2 separate regions of the Mus musculus genome follow, and region 1 is linked to region 2. Evidence: chromatin contacts called from ENCODE Hi-C or POLR2A ChIA-PET data. All regions are on one chromosome and are shown on one strand. The core of a region is the stretch at or near the end of the contact, and the rest is flanking DNA. Distances in the headings are between cores, read along the strand shown.

The links. A loop is a pair of places that touch in the nucleus more often than their neighbours do. ChIA-PET counts read pairs that join two places held with the same protein, here RNA polymerase II (POLR2A).
Region 1: POLR2A ChIA-PET joins it to region 2 with 25 read pairs in Patski. The contact joins two enhancer-like sites. A Hi-C loop is called at or near these places in 1 of 37 maps with a recorded cell type or tissue (regulatory T cell). POLR2A ChIA-PET finds 5 or more read pairs at or near these places in 2 of 5 experiments (Patski and embryonic stem cell).

The regions. Positions count from the first base shown.
Region 1 is chr11:86,956,380-86,961,419 of GRCm38, reverse strand. The region is part of intron 2 of Ypel2 (yippee like 2); the gene reads left to right. Among named protein-coding and RNA genes, the nearest start is that of Gm51915, 24 kb to the left of the region's middle. Within about 2 kb of position 3,013, at least 3 of the 3 ENCODE cell types and tissues checked have a DNase peak (open chromatin) inside an H3K27ac peak, as active enhancers do.
Region 2 is chr11:86,891,515-86,896,327 of GRCm38, reverse strand. No RefSeq gene overlaps it. Among named protein-coding and RNA genes, the nearest start is that of Gm33742, 25 kb to the right of the region's middle. Within about 2 kb of position 2,929, at least 2 of the 3 ENCODE cell types and tissues checked have a DNase peak (open chromatin) inside an H3K27ac peak, as active enhancers do.

The DNA.
Region 1 (5,040 bases), core at 1,764-4,263, 65 kb before region 2:
GGCTCCTCATTCTAACTGGAAAATACTGTGTGTCCCCGTTGGGTAAAGAGTCAGTGGCGCCATTTTCAAATTCCTGAATTGAAAGGTTAAGTCACTTCTCCTTGAGGCCTGGCTTTGCACTGAGTTTTCAGTGTTACCTTGGACAAGTCTCTGAACCTCCCTGACCACTAAATAGACCATGAACACTGCTGGATGCAGCCCTGGGGCTGTTGAGGTGGCCAGAATATAACTAATGCCTATAGACAGCTTATGTTCCAGTGCAAATATACAAACAGCTACATTGTTATTATACAATGGGCTGAAACACACACACACACACACACACACACACACACACAGGCTTCTTATACAATGGGCTGAAACACACACACACACACACACACACACACACACAGGCTTCTGTATCTATCCTGCATAGATCTGAACTCTAGCTCTGTGGATAAGACAGGAGTCCATTCTGAGTGGAGTGTTTCTTAGAGAGTCATGCCTGGGGAACCACAGGTAAGGCAGATGAGCCGAGCCTGTTTCAGAAGCAGGAGGTCTGCAAATGTGAGCCACAGAGTAGAGTGAAAGGAGTTTAGACTCATTTTTGTGTGCTGTAGGGAACCACTAAATGGCTTTGAGGGAGGGGAGGTAACAATACAGTTTGACTAGAAACAGACAGGAATATTATGGTGTGGCCTGTTTCCTGAAGTTCCCACTTCCCTTCAGCTTCAATAAACTGTTTGCCTAGGGCTTTGAGTTGGCTGATCACGTAAGCAGTTGATAAAGCATTGATAATGTGCTATGGTTGCATATAATTAATAATGATCAGGCTCCATCACCCCCTGACAATGCCATCAGCTAACAGCAGTCAGGTAAATCATTTGCCAACCACAGGCCTTGGCAGACCTTTATAAAGGCTCCCTGTGTGGCCTGGAGGCTCTCAGGCCTGGGCCCAATGTCCCTAACTTCTTGAGTTAAGGCTGCCTAAATGATTAAAAGCTGTCCATTGTAGCCCCACACTTGGAAGCTTCTATTACTTTGCCCGAGCAAGAATGTGCAGAAAGAGACCTAGAGCTTGGTAATTTGGAAAGGCTGGCCAGCTGTGAAGTCCCTGAATTTGCCGTGTCTTTTCCTTTCCTCCCACCAACACTTCCTGCCATTCACCATCCCTAGGGTTACAGGACAATGCCATGCCCAGATTTTCTGTGGATGCAGAGTAGCTGCTTTCATTGAACCATAATTTCCTTCGCCCATGTATAGCTTTGTAGAGACAAGGTCTTCCTACATAGCCTAGCCCGGTCCTGAACTCATCCTGCCTCTACCTCCACAGGTGTGGGCCAGCAGGCCTGGCTCTGTTATCTTAGGCCATTTATTTTTTTCCTCTGTGTGTGTGTGAGGGGTAAAGTATATATTTGGGTGTACCTGCTGCATCCCGTGTGTGGATGTCAGAGGACCGTTTGGATCCTTGGATTTCTTCTTCTGCCATGTAAGTCCTAGAGCTCAGGTGATGAGACTTACAGCAAGCACCACCTTACCACCCCCGGCCCCGGCCCCCACCTCCCCTCCTTTTTTTTAAATAGTGTTTTTGTTTGGTTTTGGGTTTTTTTTTTTGTTTGTTTTGCTTCTTTGTTTTTGTTTTTGACTTGTTTGGTTTTGGCTCAGATCCACAGCACAGGAGAGGATAGAGAGGGAAACCCTGATCCTCTGCAGGGGAAGACAGTTGTTACCTTTCTTAAATCCTTTGCTGATTAACTAACTCCCTTATTTCCAGAAACCAGACGAGAAGAGGAAACCGGGAGTCAGCAGGGCTTGGGAGCCTTATTAGCTGTGGTCCAACTAGGTCAGGGGGGTGACCTTTGGACTGCCCCCCCCAGCCCCCACATGTATACTTCAGCTCACTGGAGCAGAGTTCCCCCATCACTGAGGGGTTAAGATTCCAGCACCCAGCCAAGGGAGTCTGTTTCTGCAAAGCACGGGCCTGCCTAGTCATGGCCTTCCTCCCTGGCACTCTGGTCCCGCCAGTGCTGCTGTTTCCCCAATGCCCGGTCTCCTGTTTCACACCTCAGACCGAGGTCCTGCAGCTGGCCAAATGCTCTTTCTCAGCTCTGCTTTCCACCTTGCCGCTCACTGATAAATTAGCTCCTGAGAGGAGGGAAGAGGAATGGTGGAGAGGTGGCTCCCCCCTCCCCAGCCCCCTGACCTCTTTGTCAGTGGGCACAGTGCCCTGAAGCCCCACAGTGCTGTGTTGGGGAGGGCGGTGGTGACTTGTAGCCGAGCTCCAGGCCCCACCTGGCAGATGGAACCCAGCTTGGCTGGGGCCCAGTTGTGGTATATGCTGAGGCTTTACCTCAGGGTGGAAACTGGAGGCTGAAGTTTGAGTTGAGAGACAAGGCAACTCTGAGTTATGGTTCTCAAACACTGGGGTTTCCTGAACCAGCTTTCTGTGAAATCAGCCTGGGGCATGCCAGATTCACTGTCTAGTTCCTTAGGCTGGACTGAACTGAGACACTTGTGTGGGTGGAACAGGAGGGAGAAGCCAGTGGACAGATGTTAGGTAGGCCTGCTGCAGTGTAGCCTGAGTCCTTGGGAGCAGAGATGAAAACTTTTCCCTTTCTCTACCCTTCCCATGTCCTGAGTAATGAGTCCAGTTTCTGCCGGGCTGTGCAGGTTTTAATTTACCTTTCTGACAAGACAAACGTGTAAGTAACGGCAGCAGTGAAGAGATTGCTCAGGTCACGTAGTAGGCCTACTTTGGAGAATAGCTGTGTACTCCTAGGCCCAGATTTCCCGTTATGCAGTACCTAGGACCTGGCTATGGAGATCACCAAGTTACCTAGTAGAGTTGTAACCCAGTCAGCCTTGAGACTCTTCACCCCTGGCTATCAAAGAATGACCTTGTGGGTCCAGGCCAGAATGTCCGAAGCCTCCATGTCTGAGTTGCTCTTGAGTATCCGGAGACTGTTTTCAAATGTGTATGGAAAGGTGGCAATTAAATGTTTGTCTCAGAATAACCCCAGCCTCTGCATTCTCCCAGGAGCCCGAGCCTAGGGAAGATGATTAAAAATAGATCTGAGGAGCACTTCCTGCCCAGCAGATGGCTGACAGCGAATGCTAGGGCTTGTGGCTGACCTTTCTTCTGAAATCTGCTCTGTGTTTCCATGATGCTAATTGAGTCTCTTGCTGGACCTAATCAGAGGCTCTGTAACCGACGTGTAAAACACCAGGGCTTACTGGCTTGGCTCTGCAACATGAAAGTGCTGCAGTTTGCATGGAACACACCCCCTCCTTGGTCCAACTGGCCGGTCCTTGTTTAAAAACCAACTAGTTCTGTGTTCGGATTGACTACCCTCCTGTTAAATATCACACACCTCGTCCAACCCCATCAGCAACGGAAGCTGAGTAAGGAAACGATAAGGAAACCCAGTGTTTGGAAGTACACACAATACACCAGGCTTGCAGACCAACATACATATGGATGGCTGAAAGGGATCAAAGCCTCTTTGGGGTCTAAGAGTGGCCCAGACCTCAGGCCTTCGCTCACCCACAAAACGCAGATAGTAACTACCTTTATAGTCCTGGGGGCTTACAAGATTGCCCAGCAGCTAAAGATACCTGCTGCCAAGTCTGCTGATTTTGGTCCCCACCACCTATAGAGTGGAAGGAGGGAACTGGTTTCTGGAAATTGTCCTCTGACCTCCATGTGCATACACATTCACAAGATAAATGAATACATGTGAAAAAATTAATACCATGTCCCAGTGGTACAAAATTGTGGGTGTATGGGGGGCGGGTCTTCATTTTTCCCACAAATGGCTCATAGCTGTACTGGTACCCTCAGGTGGTTGAGGTGACATCACCTAGTTCAGGGTGCCTGGGCCTCTGCATTCTTAGCAAGATGCTGTTGTGATTGTCTTGACACCTGCTTGGATCACTGTTTGTTTCCATCACAGGTGGGCAGGGTAGGTTGCTGGCTTCTCACTTTGCTGGCTTCTTATCCTAGGTTTAATTCCTTTTTTCTTCCCAAAGAAAGCCCTCTCCTGTGAACAGACAGCGCTCCAACCCTCTCCAGGCCAGCCATCCTCTCTAAACTCCTTTAAGGACCACAGAGTGTTAGAATGTTTTATTATTTATGTATTTTCAGTTTGTCTCCTGCTTGGCCAGATTATAATAAGCACCTTCGGGACAGATGACTAGCTGAAATCCTCCACGGTACCCAGCCGGTCTTACAGCTTTAAATAAAGAGTGCTAGTATGCATTCATGTGACCCTACAGGATAGCTCTGAGCCCCTCCCTCCCTCCCTGGTCATTTAGACATCCCCAGTTCTTTATTTGTCTTTTGACTAGGAAATGATCTTCCAGTGCCCGATAATTCAGAGAACTTTCGTGTTGGCCAAGGAAGTTGAACACCAGATTATATGGTAGGAATTTTAGTTTTCCTATCTGAGTATTGAGAGCCTAAGGAAGGGATCATCAGTTAGGCCAGCCAGCGAACAGCAGACACAAGGAGGAAGTTCACAAACATGCGGGAAGATCTAACTTCAGAATCCGAAATCTTCAGTGTTCGGAGCTGTCTTTAGAGAATATGGGCTCAGAGTGTTTGCCCTGTAAGAGAACTTATCAGCTCCTGCAGTTCACAGATTATACAGCGGTCAGAGCCTTAGAGACAGCATCCTCTGTAGAGGCAGGTTGTGGAGCCTTTCTTGGCTTGGGTGGGAGCTGATCACCTGGATATTCTGATCCACTTATTTCTATTTCTGGGGAGTCTCTATTGTGTGTGTAGACTTTGCTCTTTAGCAAGCACTTAGGCGCTCTCCCTGATTTCAGCAGTCTGCACTGAGACTTACAGGGACACTCCCCTCCCCCACATCCTCTTTTTTTTTTCCATGCTGAGATATGATCTCACTATGTAGCTCTGGCTGTCCTCAAACTCACTGTGTAGATGAGGTCTGGTGCTCAGAGATGCACCTGGACTCCAGGCTTTTTTATGGCGTTCAGGCTGTCCTGGAGTTGACTGCACTGCCAAGCTAGTCTGGGACTGTTGGCTCCTTTTGCTTT
Region 2 (4,813 bases), core at 1,680-4,179:
GCGGTATTTCTTTTTTATTTTGTTTTGTTTTGTGTGTTTATTCTTTTCCCAATGTGGCATGTCTTAATTGCCATTTCCCACATGTTTGGTGTGTGTTCTAGAATCTGTACTCCTTGAGCTAAGAACTGTTTTAGCAAAGGAAGTGTGATGTTCTGTTATTGGTGGTCTTTTCTCCTGGGTAGACTCAGAATGGGTCACATGTATCCCAGCTTGTCCTTTAGCTAGCTATATAGGCAAGGAAGTCCCGATCCTCCTGTCTGCCTGCACCTCATAAGATCTTGTGATATCCAGTGCCCTGCCTTAGTATGAACCTTAGTATTCACTTTTTGGAGATAGATTCTTGCTTATAGCCTAGGTTTGCTTGAAAGTCTCTATGTAGCCCAGGCTGGTCCTCAAACTCCCTTCTGCCTTAGCCTCCCTAGTGCTGGGATTACAAGTGTGTACCACCATGCTGAGGCTCCAAGGAGGTCTGCTCAGCATAAAGGCTGCCTTTTTCTGAGGCATGCCTGCACCGTGTGGTTTCAAGTGTCCATTGAGGGAGAGCTGAAGCTGCTTCTGGGACTTCATAGTTTCAGAGTCGCAGACTCCGCCTGCTGGGAGTCCTGGACTTGCTTCTTTTTTTTTTTTTTTTTTTTTTTTTTTAACCAGTAAGCTTTGAATCAGGAGTTGTTTTCTAGGGAAATTTCCCTTCTGAGGCCAGAGCCTTCAAGCCAATGCTACCTTATAATAAGGCCTTTCTTTGCTTTGATCACTGACCTGTCCCCTAAATTAGTTGAAGTCTGAGAACACGGTTTTGTTACGGGGGCAGTTGTTTGAGCCTGTGTTTAAATTCTAGGAATACATTTGGTTTTACTAATGTCATTTGAGAGGACTGGTGAGTTATTTTGGGTGTGCATGGCCCGGCCCTGTAATGCTAGGCCACTCTTGATAAGAGGCACGATTGTACCAGCTAGTTCCCTAAAAAGGCTTGCATTCCATTCAGCATGGAGCGCTGAGGCTGCAGACTCCCGCTATCTGGACTATAGGCTCTCACGTTTCTCCCAAGTGGATAGGTAGCTGGAGGCAGAAAGAAAGCTTGTTTTTCTTTACCCGTGTCCCATAAGCCCACTCTACCACGTGCAAAGATTCTCCCCCTAGTTTCACACTAGAAACTAGGAAAAATCAAATTAGTCCCCCAACTCCCTACCCCAGAGACAGGCTATCATGTAGCCCAAGCTGACCTTGAATTTGCTGCATAGCCAACTATGTAGATGAGGCTGGCTTTGAACTTCTAACCTCCTACCTCCACCTCCCTAGGGATGATTCCAGACCTATGTCACCATGCCTGGCTCAAGTTAATAGTACTTTAGTTATACCAAGTAGACGTCCATTAATACTTTGAAACCAGAGGACAGACATATACTCGGCTGGCACTAGTGAAGCCATACCCACACTGGAATGGGTTCCCAGCACAGAACCAACAGGAGGGCAGGCCAATGTCTGGGCTTCGGATGGCTTGCCTTTAAGATCGAGGTGTCGTGTGGCATTCATTTAAGCTCAGCCCTTGGAGGCAGAAGCAATGAGATCCGTCATTTAAGGTCATTCCTGATCACAGAGGGAGTCTGAGGCCAGCCTGGGCTACATGAGATGCTATCTCAAAGAAACAAAAAACAAAACTAGAGAGAGGGAAAAAAACATTAAAATAAAAGTTAAAATCTAGATGTCAGGGTGAAAATATTCTATTGGGCCTAAGGTCTGCCGTAGAATCTTCTACCAGAGGAAGCAGACACCCGCGTGCCCCAGCTGGCTGCCAGACAGCACGGTGTCACGGGGAGTCTTGGCTGACTCACTTTTCGCTGGTCTCAGCCCAAATGCCTGCCCTGATATGGTTCTAGGTTATCCCTTCCTAGAAAATTCGGTGCCTCACTTTGGCCCATCCGTTGTGGAAAGACCTGGAAAGACGTGCCCTGTGCTGCCACCTAACGGCTGCTCCCAGTCAAGGCAGGGCTTCTCCCGCTGTTCTCGGCGGCACTGTACAGCCCCTCTCTGCCCATCCTACCTGCTTTGAGAGGCTCGCAAAGGGAGGAGCGCTCTTCCAGGTGCGCTCATTTCAGGGCACCAGGGCTGTGACTAAGACTGGCAAGTCGTCTTAAACTTCGCCACGTCCCGGTTGTTATTTCCTGTCTGTTCCCCCGCCGTGATTAACGGTAAAACTCTGAAGGCAGAGGGGGACCAACGTGCTTGTTTACTGAGAGAGGAAGGAAGCGGGGGGAGCTGGGAAGAAGGTACCCTAGGTTTAAGGGAAATAACAGCCTGGCAATGAGGTGGGCGGATGGAGCTGATGGGAAGGGAGGCTTGTTAGAAAAAGGAAAGAGCAGGTGCCAGTCAGATAGCTCTGCCAGCCTTTCCAGTTTTATCCTTTTAAATAATGATTTGTTTATTTGAGACAGGGTCTCACGCAGCGCAATCAAGCCTTTGTGCCTTGACTCCTCCTCCTCCTCCTCCTCCTCCTCCTCCTCCTCCTCCTCCTCCTCCTCCTCCTCCTCCTCCAAGACAGGGCCTCACTATGTAGCTCTAGAACTCCACTATGTAAACCAGGCTGGCCTGGAAGTCACAGAGATTCTCCTGCCTCGGTGCCCAGCTGCTGAGATTACAGGAATGTGCCACCATACCTGTGTGCACATCTGTTTTCAAGCAGGGAGATGAGACACAGTAGCGTTACCAGCTAGTGCTGGAGGTTAGGGGCCTCGGTAGCACATGACACCCCACCACAGTACAGGATCTTAAGTACAAATGGCTACGGAAAGGCTAGGCATACAGGATACCTGCCTGGGAACAGAAAGGATCAGGATGGAAGGAGCGGTGGATGCTGTGGTGGAGGAGGACACACGGCTCAGCTAAGGAGGCAACAGCTGCGGAGCCATGGGTGGTTATGAGTTTAACGACACCGCGCACCTGCATTACCAGATCTTTCAGTTTCTAAAGAGCTGGGAGTCTGGGTTCTTCCGTGAAGTCTCTTTCTTTTGAAGTGTTGGCAGCTAATGTAGCTTAAAAAGAAAGAAAGGAAAAAAAAAAGAGGCAGCATTCTGTGGGCCAAATAAAACATGTCAGTGAGGCATATTTAGCTCCAAGGCCGACTCCACAAACTTGGATCAAGGGCTATTTGTGTTCTGGAATCGTGACACACTAACAAGACCCTTTCAAGGCATGTGGTCTCAGGCAAGCAAATGCTAGATAACGGGGACGAATGTGTGAAGTGCCTTGGCTCAGACTTATTAGCTGGGATGGTCAGACCTAGATGTCTACAGAGAGCTACTTTGTTAATATGTCACACGCTGCTTAAAAAAAAAAAAAAAAAAAAAAAAACATTGAATGTATTCATCCACTAACCTCAGAAGCAGTTATTGGCTAGACCCAGCAATATAGACCTGTAACCCCAGCTCTTCAGGAGGCTGAGGCAGGAGGATGTCAGGTTTGAGGCCTTCCTGGGCAGCTTAGTGACACCTTGTCTCAAAATAAGAAGTAAAAAGAAGTTTGGGGACATAATTCTGTGTTAGAGAACTTGCTGACTAATGCAACCTACTTGTCTGTCTGTCTGTCTTTTTCCCTATGGGTAGCCTTGGCTGTCCTAGAACTTGCTTTGTAGACCAGGCTGGCTTCAAACTCAGAGATCCACCTGCCTCTGCCTCCTCCTGCATGCTGGGGTTAATGGTGTGAAGCCCCACACCTGGTGCTACAACCTCCTGTGGGCTGCCATTGTCTAGTTCAAGAGACTTAACACTAGCTGACTGAAGTCACTAAAATCCCCAGCGGTGGCACGAGTCTGCCCTAGCTGCCTAGGCTAGTCTGTCCAGGCTGTCTGAATATGAACTTGGTTTAAGATAATTTTCACAAAGGGAACTATTTCCACTGAATATTGACTCTTTGACCAAGACTGCGTTATTTTAAAAGAGTGATTCCTACCCCCCCACTCTCTCTAGCAGAGCAAATGCATATGTGTTAGGGTTTATTAAGGATAAGAGAGGAAGAATTGTGGCAGATGGGAGCGTCACTGAGGAAGGAGTAACCCACTGCTCTGTTCTGATGGGATTAGAGACAGCCACTGAGAGACAAGAGGACCTTAGCACACGTGTTTGTTCCTGAAGTCCCCTGGACTTGCTACTCGGCCTTCAAAAATATAATCTTAAGAGAGTCAAATAGTGCCAGGTATGGTGGTTCACGCCTTTAATCTCATCACTCGGGAGGCAGAGGCAGGCAGATTTCTGAGTTCAGCGGATTTTGAGGCTAGCCTGGTCTACAAAGTGAGTTCCAGGACAGCTAGGGCTACAGAGAAACCCTGTCTCGAATAGAGTAGCACTTTTTTTCTTTTTAGTTTTAATTTCATTTTATTTTTTAAATTAAACCTGTTGCTATATTTTTTTCTTTCCCATTTAAAAAAGATTTATTTCTTCATTGTGTGTGTGTGTGTGTGTGTGTGTGTGTGTGTGTGTGTGTGTGTGCATGTATGGGCACCAATGCATGTAGGTACCCATGAAGGCCAGAAGAGGGCATTGGATCCTTGGAAACAAGAGTTACAGGCAGTTATGAGCTGACTAAGGTTGACCCTGAGAACTGAACTCAGGTCCATCTGTAAGAGCAGTAGGTGTTCGTAACTGCTGAGCCATCTCTCCAGGCCTTTCAGACGTTACTTTTTTAAAAGCATCATGGAAGATACTTGGGCATCTTCAGGAAGAGCCTGGTTACTAAGAGATCCTTATAGCCATCTTATTTTTGAGAGACCTTTCTGCAGGTAAAAGACCAAGCATACCAGTTTTGCATAGAAGACATGGGCAAA